Linked DNA regions of Mus musculus: all the other regions are linked to region 3. The links are chromatin contacts, found by POLR2A ChIA-PET in ENCODE. All regions are on one chromosome and are shown on one strand. Each heading gives the region's core, a stretch centred on a gene start or an enhancer-like site at or near the end of the contact. The rest is flanking DNA. Distances are from core to core; before and after follow the strand shown.

Region 1 (2,757 bases), core at 44-2,543, 130 kb after region 3:
AAAAGTGACCTCCAAAGGCTAAGATCAGTACCCTTGTACTCCACTTTTACATCAGCCTTCCTCCACCATTACATTCCCAGCCAATTCTTCTATAGCCTCATAATTGTCTCCATTGTATATACAGCATGAGCTCTTCTGTATGCCGCATGAATCTACCCACTTCCTTTTCATCTATAGCTCTTACTATAGGCACTGAGGCAGGGTCTATGTCCTCCACGTCTCCCTGTCACACAGAGTTAGTCTTAATACACTTACTGTGCAGGATGCCCAAGAGCTTGCAGTTCTAGTGGAACTCTAGTGGAGTGCTATCTCCTCCTAAATGCTCACCTCTCTTACATACTTTAGGGTTCACACCCAAGTCTCTGTGCCCTTCACAGTGCTTGGAGTTTCACTTTTGGTAAGCACTCTTTAGATTGCCAACAATTTCCTGAATGTTGTTCTACATGAAGGTTTTATGCAGCCTGAGCCAGGCAACTCTGCAGAGAGAAAGCCAGTACTGTGGCCCTTAGAGGCAAGCAGCAACCTAGAAGTCATTGTGGGAGGGCTTTTTTTTTCATGCTAATTGAGTGTGGGTATGTGTGCACATGTATGCACGCACACACATGTACGAATGGCCTTGTTTGGGTATGTATGAGAGTGCGTGTGAGTATATGTGTACATGTACTAGTTTGTACGTGCATATGTATGTGGGAGTGTGGGGGTACAGGTATATGTGTACACGGGGGATTGCACCCTTGTTTACATGTGGAAGCCAGAGGAGGATGCTATGTGTTCTGCTCTATCATTCCCCCCCTCCTTGTTCCTTTGAAACAGGGTCTTTCACTTGGGGCATGTAGAACCATGTCACAGAAACTGGGAAGGTTGAGTGGATTCTGAAATCCCTGTAAGTTCTCACATCTGAGAATGACAGGCATTTCATCTACTCCTGACAGCAGTTCGTGTCCTGGAGCACATGACCGCAACACCCCACATGCAGATCCTGACCACTAGTCACGTAGCTCGGAGCACAGAGTTCTCTGTGATAACGAGGTATCTAGATGGGCCCCGCCCGAGGGTTTAGACAATAAGCTTCTCTTCCTGGACATTCCTTCCTGCAAAAGGTATTTAATCTCTGGTCCACCCTGAGTAAGTCGTATGCATTTATTTTCACTACCAATAAACATTTTGGACAAGTAAGGACTGTCAAGAAATCTTCATCACACAGAGCCACACTGCCTAAGTTTCCCACAGAAGGTCCCTCTGCCCTCTGGACACGGACACTCACCCATGAGCTAAGCCAGAGTTAGCCCTCCCCTGGCTCATCACTGGCCCACAGGCCCCTCCCTCTGTTCTGACTCCTTGAGCTTCCCAGCAGTGGTACATTTATAGCCTTGTGACTCCCATTGTGTCTGTCAGAGCAGCATTCACACACCCCAGCAACAAGACAGACCGTGGACCCATACTCACTGAACCCAGAGCTAAGCTGGCAGACAGTAAACCCCAGAAATTGTTCTTTTTCTGCCACCCACAATGCTGAAGTAATAAATAGGTTAGCATAGTCACACAGCTTTTTACACAGGTACCAACCAAAGATTTGAACTCAGCTCCTCATGGTTACATAGCTAGCATTCTTACTTGTTGAATCACCTCACCAGCTCCAGCCCCCCTGCTAACCTTAACAAAAACAAAATATGATTCAGGATTTTATTTCCCTTACACAGCTATTTCTCCAAATAGGGAGAATATTTATTGCAATTAGAAGTTGACTAATTAAATTCACCATCATGAGGCAATGGTGGCTCCTGCCTGTAATGCCAGCAGAAATATTAGGAGTTCAAGGCCAGCCTAAAATATATACCAAATTTGAGGACAACCCTGGGCAACACAAGACCCTGTCTTTCCAGGGGTCGGGGAAGAGCTCTACCATTGGAAATAAGAGCACCATAACTCCTTAACCCTTTATACTGAGCCTGAGTGGCTGGAGAGCTGCTTTTCAGTTAGCTGCTAAGAGCATTTGCTCTGACAGAGGACGTGGCAGCTTACAACTCTCCACAACTTCAGTTCCAAGAGATCTAGCACTTTCTTCTGGCCTCCAGGGGCATTGGGCATTGACTCTACTTACACACATGAAAGCAAAACACTCACACATCTAAAATAAAAATAAGTATGTGTCTAAATATAGTGAGCCTGATAAAGTATCTCAATACAGTACAAATAAAAGTCTTCAACTATGAAAGGAGGATCAAATGGTAAAATTAGAAGAATGAATAAATGCCAAAAAGATCTAAGCAGTTAGAGAAAAACAAAACACGTTTATTGTAGAAGTGAAGTGCCATGTTAATCTCTAAAACAGAGTGCCTTCCTCACCCCCACCCCCACCCCAAAAGTGATAAATACTATCAATTCACAGAATGGCTGACTACCAAGTCTTAAGGAGGTGAAACAGACTATGGAAATGGTAGAAACATTAGATCCATAGTCAATCAATGAGCAGATGCTACAAATGAGGTAGTCAGGAACATTATGGCTACAGAAATGGATTTTCAATGAAAAAAAAAAACAGATTAAAGAAATAATGCACAGGATGACAAACAAGAAAAGGAATGAGGTTCTGTGAACTGCCCCACAGACAAAAGATGTTTTTGGACAAGCGGCCTCAAATCTATAATTAAAAGTTTAATCGATGAAAACTGTCTAGAAATGATAAAAGGGTTTGGTCTGAATACAAAAGACTTTTTTTTGTTTGTTTGTTTTTGTTTTTTTTTTTAAAGATTTATT
Region 2 (2,948 bases), core at 40-2,539, 230 kb after region 3:
GAGGACTCAGAGAAGCAAAAGACACAGCTCCTGTTTCCTGGGACAAATCCTATCAAGGGGAGACGGATGTTTATATCATGATACACTACATAAAATGGTAATGTTTGACATCCATACAGAGAGTCCATACTAGAAGTATTTCAAAAGTTGGGAAACTTTTTGCTGTCCCTATTTCTGATGACACCAGAAAGACTGAAAAAAAAAAAAAAACCAAATTGCTCAAAAACACCTGCCTACCTGTGACCTATCTTTCCCAGCCCTTTATAACATTTAAAAATATTATAAAACTTTTTAAAAATGCAGTGTCACTATTTCCCACTACACCGTGGAGTCTTTCTATTTTGCCCCAAAATTAGTTAGCCCACTGGGAGGAAAGCACATGTTTTCTTGGGCCAGAACAGCTCTGGGTCACCAGAAAATATATGGGGACCAAAAGGTTTAGAAACACAGTGAGGAATAGGACACAACTTCCTGTCACCTCTCTCCTAGGCTAGTAAATTATCAGAAGAGGGGTGTGTGTGTGTGTGTGTGTGTGTGTGTGTGTTTTCCTGGAGGGGATCTTGGTGAGAGTATCAGGCTAGTGGGGTGGCCCTACAGGTCCTTCTGGGAACGGGTAGTTGCCATGAGATTCGAGCCCCCACCATGGCAAGGGAATCTGCTTATCAATGAGTTGAGAGGAGCTAGTCCCTAGTAGGGAAGACTTCGGGGAGATGAGGGTGAGGGGAGCTAGTCCCTACTAGAGAAGATTTCAGGGAGATGAGGGTTTCCCACCGTTTGGATTGGGGGCTGAGAGCTGCCCAAGTTTAAGGGTGGAAAGTTCAAAGCTCCCAGGGCTGGAAAGTTCCGGGTGTGTCCCGTCGGGGCTGGGAAGGGAAATGTCAAGAGGCAGAGGGTTATAGACCCCGCTCTGGCACTGTTTGGGGCTAAGGCTTAGGATGCTCTAGAGAGGGCCAGCCCGGGCTGTGAAGCGGGGTCGGGGGGATTTGGCTGTCGGATTGGGAGACCGGAGAGTGGGGAGCAAGTGGTCAGCCCCAGTTTCTGCCAGGCCAGAGGCAGGGGCGGAGCTCCTGTCAGGAGCCGGGCGGGGCGGGACTCACCTTGGCGGCGCCTGTCAGCTGCGCGAGCAGCAGCACCGACAGCGCCAGGCAGGACATGCTGAGCCCCGAGCCCAGCCGCAGCAGGTTTCCGCACCATAGGCTCGCCATCGCGGGAGCCAGCCGCTCCTGCGAGCCCCGAGCCCCGCGCCCGGCTCGGGATCCGGCTCGGGATCCTCCGCCCGCACTTCCGCCTGGGCCTGCGCGTCACCGTCCGCGCCGGGTCAGCTGCGAGAAAGCCTCCGCCCCGGAAACGGTTCCGGGTGCACAAGGCCCGCCACGGTCGCGGCCCCGGGGGTGCACTAAAGGCTGGGGGTCTTCCCCGGCCAGAGCTGGCGAATCCTGCACCCCAAGGGAGCAGGCCATGCGGATCTAGTCCCGCAGGCCGGGTGAACCCCATCCCCGGGAACTGCGAAGGCCGAGAGGGTGCTGTTCAGGAGACCTGACCAGAAGAGCCCGAGCGTCCTTAGATCGGAAGCCCACCCGGCGATGGAGGCTCGAGGCTCCGCACCGGGGCTTCAGTACGAACCTGCGGTCCGTGCGCCTCCAGGACACAGACTCCTGCCCGGCTCCCAACAGTAACTGTGAGCTGTCCACGCGGGTGTGGCTTCCACTAGGGGCTGACAGCCTTGGTCCAGTCTAGGACTGGGAAGTGGGCCACGGCGGCGAATCTGGGCTGGCTCAAGTCAGGCTTTGCAAGATGCGGACGCCCCTGGAGCATCCCCCGCCCAGGACTCCTGGAGGTGGAGAATCCAGGAGCCAAGCTCCTGTGAGGCAGTGCCTATTTAAAACAGTTGACCTCTCAGTCAGTTCTGGGAGCGCAGACCCTACTCCATGGGGTGTCTTTTTCTGTAGATACTTCAGGAGCACCCTGGAGAGAACATAGAGCTGCTCATTAAAATATTTTTTCCACTTAGTAGAGACTCTGGGGGTAGAGAAAGGGATGCAGCGTGCTCATCACAGCCCTTAGGGATTTGCTGAATGTCATAAGGGAAAATCACTTCCTTTCAATAAAAGGGGATTAAGTTTTATGATTTTCAATTTTTACTTATAAGACACCCCCACCCCGCCCCTTCAAGTGGTCCTTTCCTGGTTGGTGGAAATGTCTTTCTTAATTTACAGGTAGAAATTTCGCAGCGTTTTTCTGCTATGTGATTCTTGTCGATACTAGACTAGAATCTAACACAAAGTGCTATTGCATTAAATGTATTTAGCCCTTTTTTAGTCCTAAATGGCAACTAGCCCAAAGGACTAGATGCTTTCGCACCAGTTCTTGTGACAATCCTGTCACAGTGGGAATAATTGTCCTTCTAAGGGGTGTCCTACTAATCGCAGGGCTGTCAGGATAAAATTTGTTGGTGAGGTATTGTAGATCATCCTGTCACAGTGGGGATAATTGTCCTTCTAAGGGGTGTCCTACTAATCGCAGGGCTGTCAGGATAAAATTTGTTGGTGAGGTATTTAGATCTGATTGCTAAAAGCTGACTTAGTAGCCAGTTTGGATCAGTTTAGAGCTGTATGTCTGACATGTCCTTCAGATAAAGCATAGGAACCCTCCTTCAAAATTCTTTTCAGAGCCAATGCTCGTTGGATGCCTTTGATCCCAGAGGCAGGCAGATCTCTGAGACAAGGCCAGTCTGGTCTACAAAGTGAGTTCCAGGACAGGCTACATGGAGAGACCCTGTGTCACAAAAAGGAGGAGAAAGAGAAAGAGGAGGAGAAGGAAAATGAGGAAGGAGGAAGAGGAGGAGGAGGAGGAAGAAAGAAAACGAAGAAGGAGAAACAAAGAAAAAGAATTCTTTTCAGAGATTTGATGGGGGGGGGGTACAGAGATAAAGGACTGCAGCAATGCCT
Region 3 (2,700 bases), core at 162-2,661:
GGTTAGGGAAATCAAGAGTGGTACTGGGATACTAGCAGTGAAGGCATGGGTAGTTCTAATATTTGTCCTTATAACAGAAAATGGTAGTCCTCAGCCCTCAAAGAAAGCTCTCTTTGCAACAGGCAGAAAGAAACTGATATAGAAAGCTATAACCAATCAAAATGCAGAGGTGTGAAGTCCAGTCCCACTGGATAAATCTGTAAAACAACCCCTCCACCTAAGGCGAGGGAAAGACTGTAAGAGCCAGAGATCAGAGGCTTTACTGTGAAATTGTGTGTCCTAGGAGTGTAAGAAGCCACACCCATAGTATCACCAACAGGACTGCCTGAATAGGAGCTGAACAAGGACAGCCATAGATATGCTATTACAGCCCACACGAGAAAGTTCGAGACCATCATGCCTAGCCAATCGATTAGGAGTGTAACTCCAGCAGTCAGGAGGTACAAGGCCAGCCTTGGCTTCAGAGTAAGACCCTGTCTCAAAACAAATACAAGATCTTGAGGAAATGGTGTGGCTAAAGTCAAACTGCCCAGATTGTAATGGACTAAACACCGAGCAAGAAGCTAGCAGACAGACAGGATTTGCCCACTCTGCTTTCTGAGAGTTTTGACTAGAATATTCTTTAGTTTAACGGATCAAGTAAGAAACAATAAAACAGATTAAGGGGTTAGAATCTTGTGCACAAGTGTACCACTTTTGTTAGCAAGCAGGCTACACGCCAGGAACTCATGGATTTAAAAGGAAAACAAGCAAAATTGCCCAGTCCTGAACCCTTAGAGAATCTGGGCTCTATCGGGAAGAAAAATGTAACTTGGCAATTAGAAGTTACAAGTGTGATAGTTCGAGTAAACAAGTAACAAAACAGGTCCAAGAAGGTCGACACGGAAAATACTTGTATGAGGAGCACGCTGGGCTGGGAACCTCGGGTCCAGGGGAGTAAAAGCATACCAGCCAGAGTCTGGAGAAAATTCAAATGTGATGTTTATACAAAATAGTTACAGAATCTAGATCCCTGAAGCACAGAAGGCTGTTCAAATTTGGCAGGACATGAAGAGAGGACCAGAGCAAAAGAGAAGGGCAGTGTCCCTTTAAGGGACGTCAGAGGCCCTGCGGAAGTCTTGCCGATGCTCTGAGCCACCGCCATTGCTGCCCGGAGACAAAAACCAACCGCACCAGAAAAGAACAGTGCACTCCGACGATGACCGGCCGCAGCGGCGCTCGACTAGGGAGGAGCTACCGGGGCTTCCGGGGGCGGGCGCCACCGGTTCACCCCGCCCATCCACACGGAAAGGAAGAGGCGGGCGCCGGGAGCCGTGACGTCAGGAGCCCTTCCCGAAGCCGGCCTCCTGGCCGGAAATGAAGCATTGGTCCCGCCCCCGCGCCTGCTACCTCGCGAGACTTCGTGAGCTCCTCCCTTTTCCCTTTCTGCCACCGCCATGGTAGGTCTTCTCTTGGCCTCCGCTCCATCGCGGAGGGTCGGGGCTCTGCTTCCCAGCCTTTCAGCTGCTTGCTATGGTCCTAGTGGGTCTCCATGGCTGGGCGTAGCCTGCGGGGCGGGATGACCCACTCGGGTGTGGGGCGAGGAACGTGGGGCCGCGTGTTCCGACCAGAGCTGGGATCGCGTGGACGTGCGGGCCCGGGCGGCTGAGCACGCTCTGAGTCCCGGCCTCGGCTTAGCCGGTGCTCCAGAAGGCAAGTCCTCGTGTGCAGGCCTGATCCGGGCAGGCAGGCATTGCTGCCCTCTCCCCGGTCTCCCCATCCTCTAAGCAGGCCTAACCACTTTGCTGTTTTTCCCACGCAGCCATCCAGACTGAGGAAGACCCGGAAACTCCGGGGCCACGTGAGCCACGGCCACGGCCGCATCGGTAAGTGTGCGCCTCCTCGGCGTTTGGCCTTTGGAGTTTTGTTGGAAAGTAGACATCCGTGGGTGGAAGGAAACACTTGCAGTTCCCCTACTTTATGTTGGTAGCGGGGTGAGAGTTAAACACATGCCGCTGGGATGTGAAATGCCGTAAATGTTCCTTCTATCCCCGAGTCTTGATAAATCGGGCTTAGAAACGGATGGTAAACTGAGAGCAGGAATAAGGGCATGTGAGCAGCTATAAGTCACACAAGTTGCTTTGTGTGCCGACAGGTAAGCACCGCAAGCACCCAGGCGGCCGCGGGAATGCTGGAGGCATGCACCACCACAGGATCAACTTTGACAAATAGTGAGTGTTTTGGAAGTGGGGGCTGAAGGGGTGAGTTAGGACGGTGTCTCCCTGGAAACGGGCTTCTTACCATTTGGTATGGCTAGCTTTAGCAAGTAAACGCTGCACTTGAACTGAGGGGACCTGTCCGAGGCTAGAGTCACGCTCAGGTATTGCTTGTTGCCTTAGTGTGCTTAAGTCCTCGAAGAATAACTGCTGACCTTATTCACTGGCTGTGTGGACTTTCTGGCACAGTCAGTCACCAGGTTAGTGACATATGTCAAGTTAACCCATTCAAAGTTACGTTGCACCCTATTTAGGGAATCCTTTAAGGAGTGGGGGTGCTACTGAGTGACCTGACTTTTAGTTCAAAAATTGTATCTGGTGCCTGCTGTGTCAATGTTTACAGTAGTGAACACTTACACTCACTAGGAGACAACTACAAAGATAAGTTTTCTCAGTGAGGCTCTGAAGATGGTTGCCTTCCCTCCCCAGTCACCCAGGTTACTTT

The links. ChIA-PET counts read pairs that join two places held with the same protein, here RNA polymerase II (POLR2A).
Region 1: POLR2A ChIA-PET joins it to region 3 with 24 read pairs in embryonic stem cell. The contact joins the enhancer-like site here to the promoter of Rpl27a in region 3. POLR2A ChIA-PET finds 5 or more read pairs at or near these places in 4 of 5 experiments (Patski and embryonic stem cell).
Region 2: POLR2A ChIA-PET joins it to region 3 with 18 read pairs in Patski. The contact joins the promoter of Tmem9b here to the promoter of Rpl27a in region 3. POLR2A ChIA-PET finds 5 or more read pairs at or near these places in 3 of 5 experiments (Patski and embryonic stem cell).

The regions. Positions count from the first base shown.
Region 1 is chr7:109,648,023-109,650,779 of GRCm38, forward strand. It overlaps a transcript of Denn2b not described here. Among named protein-coding and RNA genes, the nearest start is that of Denn2b, 32 kb to the left of the region's middle. Within about 2 kb of position 1,294, at least 1 of the 3 ENCODE cell types and tissues checked has a DNase peak (open chromatin) inside an H3K27ac peak, as active enhancers do.
Region 2 is chr7:109,750,974-109,753,921 of GRCm38, forward strand. Tmem9b (TMEM9 domain family, member B) reads right to left here and starts at 1,290. Exons shown (of 5, transcript NM_020050.1): 1 at 1,098-1,290. The coding sequence starts at 1,205. It also overlaps the pseudogene 4930431P19Rik.
Region 3 is chr7:109,517,784-109,520,483 of GRCm38, forward strand. It overlaps Rpl27a (ribosomal protein L27A), which reads left to right and starts at 1,412. Exons shown (of 5, transcript NM_011975.3): 1 at 1,412-1,439; 2 at 1,802-1,865; 3 at 2,135-2,210; 4 at 2,685-2,700. The coding sequence starts at 1,437. Snora3 (small nucleolar RNA, H/ACA box 3) reads left to right here and starts at 2,349; the gene lies at 2,349-2,468.